5 separate regions of the Homo sapiens genome follow, and regions 1, 2, 3 and 4 are each linked to region 5. The links are chromatin contacts, found by Hi-C or POLR2A ChIA-PET in ENCODE. All regions are on one chromosome and are shown on one strand. Each heading gives the region's core, a stretch centred on a gene start or an enhancer-like site at or near the end of the contact. The rest is flanking DNA. Distances are from core to core; before and after follow the strand shown. Region 1 has its middle 19 kb from the start of CARD11. Region 2 holds the start of SNX8 (sorting nexin 8). Region 3 holds the start of CARD11 (caspase recruitment domain family member 11). Region 4 overlaps CARD11 (caspase recruitment domain family member 11). Region 5 overlaps AMZ1 (archaelysin family metallopeptidase 1).

Region 1 (2,757 bases), core at 255-2,754, 350 kb before region 5:
AAAATAACATTAAGTAAAATTAGTCAGGCATGGTGGTGTGAGCCTATAGTCCTAGCTACTGGAGAGGCTGAGACTGGAGGAGTGCTTGAGTCCAGGAGTTTGAGACCAGCCTGGACAAAATACCAAGACCTCATCTCTGAAAAAAAAAATTCTTAAAAAAAAAAAAAAGGTGTCCCTGCCTCCTGGGATTCCCAAGAGATCCTCTCTCAGACCTCTTCCCTTTGCCTGCAACAGATAACATGTTCATCCTGGATCCAGTCCCCATGATAGGCAACTGGAATGCAGTCCTGCTAGGAGCCTCCAGGAGACAGGACAGAACATACCTTGGAGTTACCCTACCAGAGAGTTGAGATAACTGGGTTATTTATCCTGCAACTCCACCAGTTATGGGCTGAGAGCTGCTCCTAGGGCCACTCATATAAAACAGAGAACACCTTCAGGCAGAAAGTCCCAGGTGGTTACAGCTGGTGCAAGTGGGGCCTTTGCACCCAGAAGTGATAAGCACGGGGGCACTTGGGTAGAGCCTGGCAGCTTCATCTCCTTTAAAGCTCCCTCAGGGGCACGCACTTCGTCATTCAAAACAATTCGCTGTCTCTTTTTCTAGAAATCGCTGATCTCAGTTAGTGGGCTTATGTAAGAAAGCCATATCTTCTCCACTTTCCCCTAATCCATGTAAAAAATAAAACACATTTTAAAATATGTATGTCACAGGCTCAAGAATGTGAGTCCCAACCAGGCGGAGTGGCTCATGCCTGTAATCCCAGCACTTTGGAAGCCCGTGGCAGGAGGATCGCCTGAGCCCAGGAATTTGAAACCAGCTTGGGCAATGTAGCAAGACTTCATCTCCACAAAAATGAAAATTTAAAAATTATCTGGGCGTGGTAGTGTGCACCTGTATTCCCACTGCTGGGGAGGCTGAGGCAGGAGGATTGCTTGAGCCCAGGAGTTCAAGGCTGCAGTAAGCTAGGATCACACCCCTGCACTCCAGTCTAGGCGGCAGAGCAAGACCCTGCCTCTAAAAAACAAAGAAAGAAGAAGAAAGAAGAAGGAGAAGGGGGAGAAGGAGAAGAAGAAGGAGAAGGAGGAGGAGAAGAAGAAGAAGAAGAAGGAAGAGGAGGAGGAGAAGACGAACGAGGAGGAGTAGGAGGAATAAAAGGAAGAAGAGGAGGAGGAGGAAGAGGAAGAAGAAGAAGAGGAGAAGCAGAAGAAAGAAGGAAGAAGGAAGAGGAGGAGGAGGAAGAAGAAGAAGAGAAGAAGAAGAATGTGAGCCCCTAGGGGGCTAGGGGGTAGGAATGATGTAAGCAGGCTGTTTCTCCCCCTTTTCATTCCTGACACCTCACTCCTCCCGAAGACTCAATAATACAGCCACCTTAACAAAACTTTCCACTCTGAGGTGGGCAGGGAAGGAGGTGGAGGAGAAAGGGGAGGAGGCTGGGTGGTGGCAACAGGTTGAGACTGCACCACTGTCCTCATTTCACAGAAGAGAAACTGAAAGAGCTGCACCATGGGCCCCGGGTCCCACGATGCACTCACAGTGGAACTGAGTGACTCAGACTGGGTCCTTCTAGCTTGTGTTTGCTCTGCCTAAAGGTTTTTGGACTGAGACACTGCAGCCCTGTGATTGCCATCCTGGGCTGTCTGCACATGGGCCCCAAAGACCAGTGCTGGGGTAGAGCAGAGAGTGCCAATCAATGGGGCCCAGGCCGTCTCAATTCCACTCTGAAGCACGTGTGCACAGTGTCGGAAGGGAGGCAGGAATGGATAAGACCCAGGCCATGCTCATGGCTGAACTGGTGTGCACATCAGAGAAAGATTTGTGTCTGAGTAGGCTTCAGAGGGTGTCAGAAAAGTGGGGTGGGCATTGGCACCCCAAGGGTGGAGCACACTGGGAGCCACCTACTCCAGGCTCCTGCAGGAAAGGGTCCATTGTCTGTAGAGAATTTAAAATTAACAATAAAACCAATGAAGAGTTAGACTGTTTCTATTATCACCATGCACCAGCAATTCTACACAATGCCCATGATCAGCTATTCCTCATCGAAAAAGAAAAAAATCTTTGTTCGGGCTAAGTTCTAAACAATTGCTGTGGTGACTGTTGGGTTTTAATAATAGCTATGTGCACTCTGGATTAGCACAGTTTTTATTACTCAAGCTTTAATACATATTGTATACTACCTGGGAGTTAATTCCAAGAACTCCCGTTCCTGCAGTCGGCTCCCAACATCCCCCCAACTCAGCTGCTCCCCAAGAGTGAGTTCCCGTGGCAACAAGACAAGGTCATCCACTCTGGCCACTGCTGGAGCCTCTAGCCAGGGCAGTTAGGAAAGAAAAAGAAATGAAAGACTTCCAGATTGGAAAAGAAGAAGTAAAACAATCCTTATTCTCAGATAACATGATTTTGTAGAAAATCTCAAGGAACCCACTAAAACTATTGAAACTAAATATGAGTTCTGCAAAGTTGAAGGATACAAAATCAATATGCAAAAATCAATTGTGTTTCTAGATGATAACAATAAACCATTCAAAAATAAAATTAAGAAAACAATTCATGTACAATAGCATCAAAAAGAATAGGATACTTAGGGATAACTAAGAAGTATAAGACTTGTATACTGAAAACTACAACACATTGTCAAAAGCAATTAAAGGTAATCTAAATAAATAGGAAGACAACCCACGTTCATACTCCTCAAGTTGATCTACAGGTTCAACACAATTTCCTATCAAAATCCCAGCTGTTTTTTTTTTCTTTGCAGA
Region 2 (2,700 bases), core at 31-2,530, 400 kb after region 5:
GCAGTGAGTGAGTGACTGAATGAATGCAGAATGCAGTGAGTGGGTTGGTGAATGAATGAATGCAGGATGCAGTGCGTGAGTGGGTGAATGAATGTACGAAGAAGCAGTAAGTGAGTGAGTGAGTGAATGGATGAATGAATGCAGGATGCAGTGCATGAGTGAGTGGGTGGATGAATGAATGCAGGATGCAGTGAGTGAGTGGGTGAATGAACGTATGAAGAAGCAGTAAGTGAGTGAGTGAGTGAATGGATGAATGAATGCAGGATGCAGTGCATGAGTGAGTGGGTGGATGAATGAATGCAGGATGCAGTGAGTGAGTGGGTGAGTGGGTGAATGAATGCAGGATGCAATAAGTGAGTGAATGAGTGAATGCAGGATGCAGAGAGTGAGTGGGTGAGTGGGTGAATGAATGAATGCAGGATGCAGTGAGTGAGTGGGTGAGTGGGTGAATGAATGCAGGATGCAGTGCGTGAGTGGGTGAATGAATGAATGCAGGATGCAGTGAGTGAGTGGGTGAATGAATGAATGCAGGATGCAGTGAGTGAGTGGCTGGATGAATGAATGCAGGATGCAGTGAGTGAGTGGCTGGATGAATGCAGGATGCGGTGAGTGTGTGAGTGGATGAATGAATGTAGGATGCAGTGAGTGAGTGGGTGAATGAATGAATGCAGGATGCAGTGAGTGAGTGGGTGAATGAATGAATGCAGGATGCAGTGAGTGAGTGGGTGAATGATTGCAGGATGCAGTGAGTGAGTGAGTGGCTGGATGAATGCAGGATGCGGTGAGTGAGTGTGTGAGTGGATGAATGAATGTAGGATGCAGTGAGTGAGTGGGTGAATGAATGAATGCAGGATGCAGTGCGTGGGTGAGCGAATGAGTGGGTGAGTGGATGAATGAGGAAGTGCGAGTCAGAAAACCCCAGTGTAACCGGTGAATGAGCGAACAAGGGCGTGACTGGGCGAGGAGAGATGGGAGTGAATGAGGGTGCGGTGGGTGCAGGCTTGCGCCTGAGGTAGTGCACCTGCGAGTCCGGAGGTCCAACCTGAGGGGAGGTAACCTGCGCCACCAGCAGGCTCCGTGTCCACGTGGACGGGGAGGGGCATGTGGGCGTGGCTAGGCGGGTTGTAGGCGTGGCGAGGCCGGGCGAGGAGCGCGGCGGGCCCGCAGGGGCGGACTGTGGGCGTGGCGCGCGGGGGAGGGGGCGTGACCAGGCGGGGTGTGGGCGGGGCGAGGGCGCGGCGCGGCAGGGCTGCGCGGCCGGGTGGCGCGGGAGGAAGTCACGTGGGAGCGCGGGCTCACATGACTGGCCGCGCGATGGACCCGCTGCCCGCGGCTGCAGTCGGGGCGGCAGCTGAGGCGGAGGCTGACGAGGAGGCGGATCCCCCGGCGTCAGGTAGGGCGTGGGGCGGCGGTAGCCCCCACCTGCCCAGGGCGCGCGGCCCGACCACCCCCGGCGGACGGGGCTCAGCCGCCGCGCTTGGTCCCCGACTCGTTTCCTGCCCCCGCGCCCCGCGTTCGGCCCCACGCCCCAGTCCCTCGGAGGTCCCCCTGCCCTCCTGCGCGCCTGTCCTTTGGGGGTCCCCGTGCTCTCTCGCGCCTCCGTCCCTCGGGGTCCCCTGCCCTCCTGCGCCGGGAGAGCCCTGTCCAGGTTACAGCTGGCCGCGTTCCGAGGCGCTTTCCCGGGGCTCTCAGAGGCGTCCTCGGGGACAGTTTCCTCCTCGCCCCGTTCCTGGTGCCCTGCTCTTCTGCCCTGCCTGGTCACGCTGAGCGATGGCACTGGGGGCCACTTCCCCGGACTTGGGCGCCTTTCCTAGCCACATCCTCTCTCCCAAGCTCCTGTCGGTTGTGTGGTCTTGGGCCAGTAATTTCACCTCTCGGGACCTCTGTTTTCTCATCTGTGAACCGAATCTATAGATGTGTAGCTGCTTTTCTCTCTCTTTCAAGTGATCCTCCGCCTTAGCCTCCCAAAGTGCTGGGACTACGGGCGCGTGCAGTTACGCCCGGTAATTTTTTTTATTTTTGTAGAGATGGGATCTTGCTATGTTGTCCAGGCTGGTCTGGAGCTTCTGGCCTCAAGCGGTCCTCCTGCCTTGGCCTCCCAAAGTGCTGGGAGTACGGGCATGAGCCATCGTGCCTGGCCTGTATTTCTGTCTTTTTCTTTTTTCTTTTTCTTTTCTTTTCTTTTTTTTTTTTTTTTGAGACAGATTCTCACTGTCACTCAGGCTGGAGTGCAATGGTGCGATCTCGGCTCATTGCAACCTCCGCCTCCCGGGTTCAAGCGATTCTCCTGCCTCAGCCTCCTGAGTAGCTGGGATTACAGGCATCCACCATGACACTCGGCTAAATTTTGTATTTTTAGTAGAGACGGAGTTTCACCATGTTGGCCAGGCTGGTCTCGAACTCCTGACCTCAGGTGATCCAACCACCTCAGCTTCCCAGAGTGCTGGGATTACAGGCGTGAGCCACCGCGCCTGGCCTCTTGTATTTCTCTTTAAGGGATTTGGGTTAATGAGGCTAAACATGGCTGGGCACGGTGGCTCACGCTTGTAATCTCAGCACTTTGGGAGGCCGAGGCGGGCGGATCACGAGGTCAGGAGATCAAGACCATCCTGGCTAACACGGTGAAACCCTGTCTCTACTAAAAATACAAAAAAAATTAGCCAGGCGCGGTGGCGGGCGCCTGTAGTCCCAGCTACTCGG
Region 3 (2,701 bases), core at 76-2,575, 330 kb before region 5:
CTACCCCCTCCCATTCTTCCCCCTTCTGAGTCTCCAACGTCCATGATCCCACTCTGCCTGCCTTTGCCTACCCATAGCTTAGCTCTCGCTTTTAAATAAGAACATGTAGTATTTGGTTTTCCACTCCTGAGTTACTTCACTTAGGATAATGGCCTCCAGTTCCATCCAAGTTGCTGCAAAATACTTTATTTCGTTCTTTTTTATGGCTGAGTAGTATTGCATGGCGTGTGTGTGTGTATCACATTTTCTTTCATCCAGATTTTTGAGTCTGCAATCCATGTAAACCCTTGGGACCATCCCACCCATGACGATGGCCATTTGGGGTAAATTATTAAAATGATGACATCCAGCTGGGCGCAGAGGCTCATGCCTGTAATCCCAGCACTTTGGGAGGCTGAGGTGGGCATATCACTTGAGGTCAGGAGTTCGAGGCCAGCCTGGCCATCATGTTGAAACCCCATTTCTACTAAAAATACAAAAATTAGCCAAGTTTGGTGGTGCACGCCTGTGGTCCCAGCTACTCGGGAGGCTGAGGTGGGAGAATCGCTTGAACCCAGGAGGTGGAGCTTGCAGTGAGCTGAGATTGTGCCACTGCACTCCAGCCTGGGTGACAGAGCGAGACTCCATCTCAAAAAATAAAAATAAAGTAAAATGATGACATCCAAATCACAGTTTCTCTTACAAGTATACTTCACCGGAACATCGAGGGCACAAGCTGATGGTGGGTGTCTTGGACCCCAAAGCTGTCGGGGTGAGGAAGGCCTTTGAAGGGGTGCTGACCACCCGGCATGCCCAGGAAGCTTCCAGAACAGGGGCTGAGGGAGGAAAGAGGCTTGGGGTGTAGGAGGCTGCAGGATTTGATGTGGGGCACCCCGTTCCCCTCCCATTGCAGTGACAGGCTCTGGAATTTCTTCAGAAATTCAGCTAGATCTCGGGAGCCAGTGCCCTGGAGAACCTAGAAGGGAGAGAGCCCCTCCCAAGGCCCCACCTGGACTCTGCCGGGGGTCACGGCTGGGTGGGGACTGATGCCCAGACTGGTCCAGCCTCACCCCGACTGATGCAGGTGGGCTGGGCCCTGAGACTCGCCTTGGTCTCCCCATCTCCGGCTCCCTGATCTGTCCCCAAGCACCCCCACCCCCGGCCCTGTCCCCACTCCCACCCCCACCTCCTTGCCGCCCTCCTCCCGAAGCACCGACTCCGCCCCCTCCCTCTCTTCCTTATCTTTTTCTAACCTTTCGCATTTTTTAGTCTCATTTCCTGTCGGGTTTTGCATTTCCCTCCCCCGCCCCTCCCAGCCTATGACATACTTTCTCTCCTTTTTTCTCTCCTGCCTCCTCTGGCCTTCGGACTCCTGCCCGCGCCGCCCGCAGCCCCCTCCCGGCCCTGCAGCCCCTGGGCGGGCGGCGCCCCTCGGAGGACGGCTCCGGGCCCGGGGGGACGGAGGGCCTGGTCGCCTGGAGGAAGCCGGAGGCCTGCGTGGAGGAGGCGCCCCGCGCAGCTGGCTGGCGGAGCATGAGCGCCCCAGGTAGGCGCAGCGGGGATGGGGGAGCTGGCGGAGGGGGAGCACGAGGCGGGGAGTTGGGGGAAGAGAAGAGGGCACGGGGAGGAGATGGGGGGCATCAGTGAGATGACACGGTGGCGGGGGGGGCGTCGGGGGATGGGAGTGGCTCCCGCTGGTCCCGCGATGCTGGGGGTATCCTTCCCTCTCCATCTCTGTCCCCCTGCCCCCCTTCTCTCTCTCACTCTCCTCTCCCCTTTTTCCCTTCCAACCCTTTTTCTCCCTCACTTTCCACCTCGTGTGCCTCTCCTCCGTGTCTCTTTGAGCGTCTCTGAGTATCACCGCCCAGCAAAGCCCCCACCTCCTCCTACTGGACAGGAAAAAATCGGGGGTCAGGAGGCTGCAGCCCCTTGGTGCACCTGCCCCAGAGGGAGGAAGAGAAACTTTTCTGACACCTGAAAGGCCCGGAAGTTTGCAGACCACAGCCCAGCCTGACTCAGAGGCTCCTGGGAAGGTGGGGCCTGGCTCAGGGAGGAAGGGCAGCCGCACCAAAAGTGGGTGTGGAGCTGGGAGATGGGAGAGGACAGCCCCCCGCGGGGACTGTACTAGAAAGGGGGTGGCGGGGGCACAGGAGAGGGCCCAGGTTCCCGACTGAAACCCGGAGCAGGTCCTAGCGGCCTCAGGCCTGAAAGCCACCTCCCCCAGGAGGCCCCTCCAGGCCCGATGGGGCCACCAGGCCTTCTGCTGAGCCCCCTCTGCAGATAGGGGCAGAGAGGGTGTTTCTGTCCCTCGGGGGCTCTGAGCACCGCTGGAGGCTGTCACGGGGACCCAGGTTCATGGACAGTGGTCTCAGCTGTGAGCTTCGGGGCTGCCCACACAAACTTGGTCTTGGACCAAACTGACCTCTCTCTGCCTGGCCTGCTCTCAAAGCCTTTGATTTGTAGTTCAAAACATTTTCTCCTAATATTTATGACTCGTCTTGAAGGTATAAGGTTACCAACCTACCAGAAAGGGGAGAAAAATAGTCGATCGTTCATTCCACATTTATTGAGCGCTCAGCCTGTGCATAATGCGTGCCGGAAATCCCGGGAGCCGGGAATTGATATGAGGACAGGAATTTCTCCGTAAGTGTCCACTTCTGCGCTTTCGCGGAAACTCCGGTTCTCTCCCCAGCAAGGCATCTGTAAAGAGATGACACCCCTG
Region 4 (2,700 bases), core at 27-2,526, 260 kb before region 5:
CGGAAAGCAGTCACAGTGAAAGCTCTCCCCACACATGGGGAGGTAGAGGTCTGATCGGCTGAAGGGAAGAAGCTGTAATGAGCGAAAGAAAGCCAGCGTTTAGCCACTGGACACCACTCACTTGATAAATATGAAATGCCGATTTATGGAACACACTTGCTAAGCCAGGGTACACAAGGAAATATGAAGTGTGTCCCTGCCCAGAGGAACGTGGAAGACACAGAAAGATGCCAACACCACCGGCTGGGTGAGTTTCCAATCGGAAGCTCAGACAGAAGGTTTGAGGGTAAATGTTTAAAGTTTTTCTCTAAATTCTGCTTGGAATGGAGGTAATTACACAGGACGAGTAGGTAGTGACTTCTTGTTTCTGTCCTGAGTTTGCTGCTAGCTTCCGACGGGGGTGGGCTGAGTAGCTAAGTAGCATTGCCCACTGTACGTGCCACAGTAGCCTTAAGATGTTAGTGCTACTCGTGGCCAGGAGCGGTGGCTCACGCCTGGAATCCCAGCACTTTAGGAGGCCGAGGCCAGTGGATCACTTGCGGCCAGGAGTTCAAGACCAGCCTGGCCATCATGGCAAAACCCCATCTCTACTAAAAATACAAATAAATAAATAAATAAATAAGCAAGCGCAGTGGCACATGCCTGTCATCCCAGCTACTCCGGAGGCTGAAGTGGGAGGATCGCTTGAGCTCAGGAGGCGGAGGTTGCAGTGAGTCAAGATAGGGCCACTGCATTCCAGCCTGGGCAACAGAAGCAGACTCCACCTCAAAAAAACAACAACAACAACAACAAAAAACGATGTTAGTGCTACTCAGCCAATAAAAGGGGGCTCAGAGAGGGTAAGCAACATGCCCAAGGCCACACAGCAACAAATGGCACAACTGAAGTTTAAACCCAGGACTCTCTGACTGCAGGACCACATCCTTCCCACTAAGAACACAGAGGGGAACTGCCGTTTTTATCTCTTCATGCAAAGGTTTTTTTTTTTTTTTTTTGGTTTGACTTTCTTTTTGTTTAATTAGAATTCCTGCAATCCTTTCCCCTACAACCCCTGCCCTTTTTGGAGGGAACGATGTCACTTCACAGCAGCAAGTACAACTTACAATATTTTAACCTCCTGAGTGCAGGAGGTTAAAGTCACTCAAGCCTAGCCCTCAAAAACCACCCTACTTCTTTTTCTTCTGCTGCCTGGAAATCTGCCCACTGAGCCTGATAGATGAGAAAATGCAGTGTTGACCTCAAGCCTTGAACACCTTGGGTTAAAATAAGGAAGTCCAAGACCTAAATAAAACCCAGATCTGGCAGGGCATGGTGGCTCATGCCTGCAATCCCAGCATCTGGGGAAGCTGAGGCTTGAGGCCAGGAGTTCAACACCAACCTCGACAATGTAGTAAGACCCCCATCTTTAAAATAGAAACATTTAAAAAGTAGCTGGGTGTGGTGGTGTACATCTGCGGTCCCAGCTCCTGGGGAGGCTTGAGGTGGGAGGATCACTGGGGCCCAGGAAGTCAAGGCTGCAGTGGGCTCTGATTGCACCCCTGCACTCCAGCCTGAGTGGCAGAGTAAGACCTTGTCACACACACACAAAATTTAAAGTGTCTTTTTTTCTTTGAAAAGGAGTTTTGCTCTTGTCGCCCAAGCTGGAGTGCAATGGTGCAATCTCGGCTCACTGCAACCTCCACCTGCCAGGTTCAAGCGATTCTCCTGCCTCAGCCTCCCTCGTAGCTGGGATTACAGGCACCCACCACCACACCCAGCTAATATTTCGTATTTTTAGTAGAAACGGGGTTTCACCGTGTTAGCCAGGCTGGTCGTGAACTCCTGACCTCAAGTGATCCACTCGCCTCGGCCTCCCAGAGTGCTGGGATTACAGGCATGAGCCACCATGCCTGGCCAAAAAAAAAAAGCTGCTTCCTGAACCTTGGGTTGACCAGACCTGAAGGCCTTTCTAGAAGGAAGAGCTGGGAGCCCTGTGAAGCTCCAGGGAAAGACACACAGACCCCTCCTTGGGCTCTTCTGCTGTGGTTGAGGCGACTTGCCCTGACTGCACCTCTTGGTGGATCCTGGGACAAGAATGGGAGGATTAGAAAGCTAGAGGCAGAAGCCTCCACCACCACATCCCTGTCACCATGGAAGAAAACCTGAAATCTGCATTTCAAAAAAAAATACTGACCTTCTAGCCAATGGAAAAAGTTGGCAAAGTTACTTTCAAACACCTGGGAATGTGTTTCGAAGCACTGCTGCATTTATCCATTTGCAGGGTATTTCATAAAATAGATGGCCCCACAACTAGAAATGCATTTTAAATTGATCGCTGCGTCTATTCTAAGTGTATTTCCAGCGTGTCTTATAAATGCAGAAGGCAGCGACGGGTGCCTGGTGTGTGTCCCGCTGCCTGCTGACTCCTCAAAGGAAGGTTGTGATGCGGTCGGGGCCAGCTCTGGGCCCTGGAGATAACTTCATTTGAGCTGCAGGTAGTGACCCGAGTGATCACGCTGCGTTCCCTTGGTAAATCACTCTGCTGTAGCTCTGATTTGCATTCTCTGAGCTAATGCTTGACTTTAAAATACGGGCCAGACTGGGCTGGGATCCAGGTTTCTTTCTTCCCTCCAATCTCCTTCTCACTGCTCCTCAGCCCCGATCTTTCTTGCCACTTCTTTCTTCTTCCAATGAGTCTGGGGGCCCTTTTGACCATCTTTC
Region 5 (2,737 bases), core at 132-2,631:
ATACACTTTCTAAAAGTTCATGTCAGATGGTTGCACAAGACCCCAGGTGAAGGCATCAAATGAGAGCTCTCAACCCTTTCTGCAGACCAAGCTGCCCCTGTGCCTGTTACACAGCCTCAGGAAGGTACTAAGAGCTGCCCCTTGACGGGGCACAGCTGGCAGCAGCAACCTTTACAAGGCATCACCAGGTGCTGACCAGCCATCACGCCACCTGTACCCTCGGGAGATGCTCCTACCCTCAGCCATGGCTGCGCCTGGGTTCCCCCCAAGTCACAGGCTCTTCTCCTTACACTTGGAAAAGCTGTTTCCTCTGTGCCCCCTTCACCTTCCCTTGACTGCCAGAGTCTTCAGAGAGGATCCCTGCAGAGAGATTCCAGCACTGTGAGCTAGAAATGCCACGGCCTCTAGTTCAGTGTCACCCAGGACCCTGCAAGATACAGCTCCTCACTCTACCCCAGAAGGAAGGAGGGCCCAGCTAGGCCCTGCAGGGGATTCTGACAGGCTCGGTCCGGGAACCACACCCCCACTTGCCTCAACGGGCGGGAGGAGGATGCAGGGGCTTTCCAGCGCGGTTTCATTGACTGCTCTGGTGCCTGTACGCAGTGAGCACCTTATAACTGGTTGTAGTCCAAAGCTGGGTTTGAAGAAAAATTACCACCACCTGCCTTTGCACTCAGAACTCAGAGTAAAGCTTTTGAGCTTGCAAACAAATGTCCATGAATACGGACGAGCCCTTTGCTCGGCAACCCCACCCAGGCGACAGAGGGAGTTAGGAATGGAGGCCACCTCCAACAAGCCTTGTTGTGTCAGCTCCCACCTCCTCGCAAGGGGCCTGTGCCTCCTCTGAGCAGCAGTGACCCAAGTGTGGGTGACGGGAAAGCAAAGAGAAAGTTACCCTGGGAAGACCGTGCCACCCGCCGGCTGGGCTCCAATGCCAGCTCTTCCTGACAGAGGGAGAAAAGCCCTCGTCCCCACTCGACCCCGCTGCAACCTCCCAGTCACAGCCACCACACGCGGGCCCTGGCAGGACTCGATCTACTGCCAGTGAGATCCGGATGGAGCTCAACCCCAGCGCAGGTCCCAGGGCTCTGCACTGCCTGGAACCCGGCAGTTGACAAAGCCTGTGTGCGGTCCCCATGCCCTGCGTAGCCTCCAGGCGGCGCTCGCGGGCCTCCGGAGCGCAGGTCCCAGCAGCCGGGCAGCGCAACTCAGCCACTCACCTGGTACCTCTCGATGAGCCTGAAACCCAGGACATGCTGCAGCTTCCTCAGGCAGATGGGACAGAGGTCCAGGGGCCGCCGCAGGGCCTCGTCCAGGCTGAGCGCACCCTGCATGAGGCAGCGGAGCCAGCGGCAGTTCCCCAGGCCCAGAAGGTGGCAGAGCTCGTGGCACGTGACCTGGGGGGAAGGCCACCAAGCACCTTGCCTCACTGCCTTGCCCCTGCATCCGGCAGATCCCCAGGCAGCCCCAGCAGGACCAAAATGAGGACCTGGGTGAGGCCAGATGGCCGGGAGGTGGTCCAGGCGCCCTCCCCCTGCCCCAGGCGGCACAGGCCACTTTCAGGGCCCCAGGGGAAAGGTGAGTCAGGGTGGGAGGCCACACAGGATAGGGGCTTGGGGCTCTAATCCCTCCCCTGCTGCTTCATAGCTGTGTAGCCTTGCTTTCCTCATTCCATAGAGTTAGGGGTCCATCCACTTCACTGTGAGGATGGGGCAGTGTAACAGACCGAGGCACCAAGGGCTCAGACAGCACCCTCCTGTCCCCTCTTACCAGCCCCAGAGCCCCCACCCACCTTGCAGCACTGAACCATCCCCAGGGCACTGAAGCACAGGGCCCAGCCCCTGTCCTGCAGGGGGGCCTCGGGGCCGTCTGCTGCTGCCTCTACCAGGGCCAGATCAGGGGCGCTGGGCCCCGACTTCGGGAATTCCCCTGAGAACCGGGCGAAGCTGCAGACGCCCACTTCTGGAGAGAGATGGAGAGAAGGGCACTCTCAGGGGTCAGCCTTGGCTCTGGGGGGCCCACCGTCAAACCCACCTCATGCTCTCATGCAAGCTGGCCATGGCCCAAAGACATACCAGTCCTGGGAGGCCCTGTCCTGCCCACATGAAGTTGGGCCCTGGGGCAGACGCCACAGCTGAGGAACAGCCCCTATGCCATTCCTCAGGAGGAGCTGGAAGGGGCCATCTATTCCCATGCACAGGTGTTGACTTCCACCAGGAGGGTGCTTGAAGCAAAAGCAAAGAGGGTGCCCTGCAGCCACGGAGGCCACAGCCCCATGCCAGGCTACCCCCCACGCACAGCTGCTGGGGCCCCGGCTCACCGTGCCCTGGAAGGAACTTGCTGAAGGTGAAGCTCCAGGCCTCATGGGGGTACAGGTCAGACAGTGTGAGGCCCAGCACACACAGCGCGTCCCCTGGCTTGTTGTTCTTCAAGAAGGACAGGATGCCGTCTGCGGGGAGAGGGCCAGAGGATGGGGTCAGGAGGCAGCCGGGGACCCCCATCTTCCAGGCTCAGGCTGGCACCCCGTCATCCTCTTCCTCTGCCTGGGCCCTGCCCCTTCCCAAGTCAGGTGTGGGCCACCAGCGTTTGGTGTGACCTGAGGGCACACAGTACTGCATGATGTGGAGTGACAGCCAGGGCCATTTGGAGATCAGGACATGGTAAGTCAAAGGCCATGGACAGCCCAGTGGGGACGCTGGAGAGGCAGCCGGGCCAACAAGACTGGCGCTTGCAGCCC

Evidence for each region. Hi-C counts contacts between places; a loop is a spot of excess contacts on that map. ChIA-PET counts read pairs that join two places held with the same protein, here RNA polymerase II (POLR2A). Pooled maps may share reads with other maps.
Region 1: a loop to region 5 is called in a pooled map, with 2.8 times the contacts of the local background. The contact joins two enhancer-like sites. A Hi-C loop is called at or near these places in 1 of 37 single-sample maps with no recorded cell type and 5 of 50 pooled maps. POLR2A ChIA-PET finds 5 or more read pairs at or near these places in 1 of 52 experiments (WTC11).
Region 2: a pooled map shows a loop between it and region 5 (2.9-fold over the local background). The contact joins the promoter of SNX8 here to the enhancer-like site in region 5. A Hi-C loop is called at or near these places in 6 of 37 single-sample maps with no recorded cell type and 6 of 50 pooled maps.
Region 3: a loop to region 5 is called in a pooled map, with 3 times the contacts of the local background. The contact joins the promoter of CARD11 here to the enhancer-like site in region 5. A Hi-C loop is called at or near these places in 4 of 37 single-sample maps with no recorded cell type and 7 of 50 pooled maps.
Region 4: a loop to region 5 is called in a pooled map, with 2.0 times the contacts of the local background. The contact joins two enhancer-like sites. A Hi-C loop is called at or near these places in 1 of 168 maps with a recorded cell type or tissue (B cell), 6 of 37 single-sample maps with no recorded cell type and 4 of 50 pooled maps. POLR2A ChIA-PET finds 5 or more read pairs at or near these places in 3 of 52 experiments (B cell, CD8-positive, alpha-beta memory T cell and H1).

The regions. Positions count from the first base shown.
Region 1 is chr7:3,061,983-3,064,739 of GRCh38, reverse strand. No RefSeq gene overlaps it. Among named protein-coding and RNA genes, the nearest start is that of CARD11, 19 kb to the right of the region's middle. RefSeq lists an enhancer at 1,259-1,578. Within about 2 kb of position 1,504, at least 3 of the 41 ENCODE cell types and tissues checked have a DNase peak (open chromatin) inside an H3K27ac peak, as active enhancers do.
Region 2 is chr7:2,313,021-2,315,720 of GRCh38, reverse strand. SNX8 (sorting nexin 8) reads left to right here and starts at 1,280. Exons shown (of 11, transcript NM_013321.4): 1 at 1,280-1,393. The coding sequence starts at 1,300. RefSeq lists enhancers at 175-675, 676-1,176 and silencers at 995-1,264, 1,365-1,604.
Region 3 is chr7:3,042,491-3,045,191 of GRCh38, reverse strand. It overlaps CARD11 (caspase recruitment domain family member 11), which reads left to right and starts at 1,325. Exons shown (of 25, transcript NM_032415.7): 1 at 1,325-1,525. RefSeq lists an enhancer at 1,103-1,397 and a silencer at 1,263-1,612.
Region 4 is chr7:2,970,892-2,973,591 of GRCh38, reverse strand. All of the region lies in intron 1 of CARD11 (caspase recruitment domain family member 11), which reads left to right. Among named protein-coding and RNA genes, the nearest start is that of CARD11-AS1, 28 kb to the right of the region's middle. Within about 2 kb of position 1,276, at least 3 of the 41 ENCODE cell types and tissues checked have a DNase peak (open chromatin) inside an H3K27ac peak, as active enhancers do; they include B cell, where a contact is called at or near this core.
Region 5 is chr7:2,708,300-2,711,036 of GRCh38, reverse strand. It overlaps AMZ1 (archaelysin family metallopeptidase 1), which reads right to left. Exons shown (of 7, transcript NM_001384743.1): 4 at 2,321-2,449; 5 at 1,793-1,962; 6 at 1,221-1,397. Among named protein-coding and RNA genes, the nearest start is that of AMZ1, 21 kb to the right of the region's middle. RefSeq lists enhancers at 354-403, 414-633, 779-1,474, 1,394-1,493 and a silencer at 1,074-1,233. Within about 2 kb of position 1,381, at least 4 of the 41 ENCODE cell types and tissues checked have a DNase peak (open chromatin) inside an H3K27ac peak, as active enhancers do; they include B cell, where a contact is called at or near this core.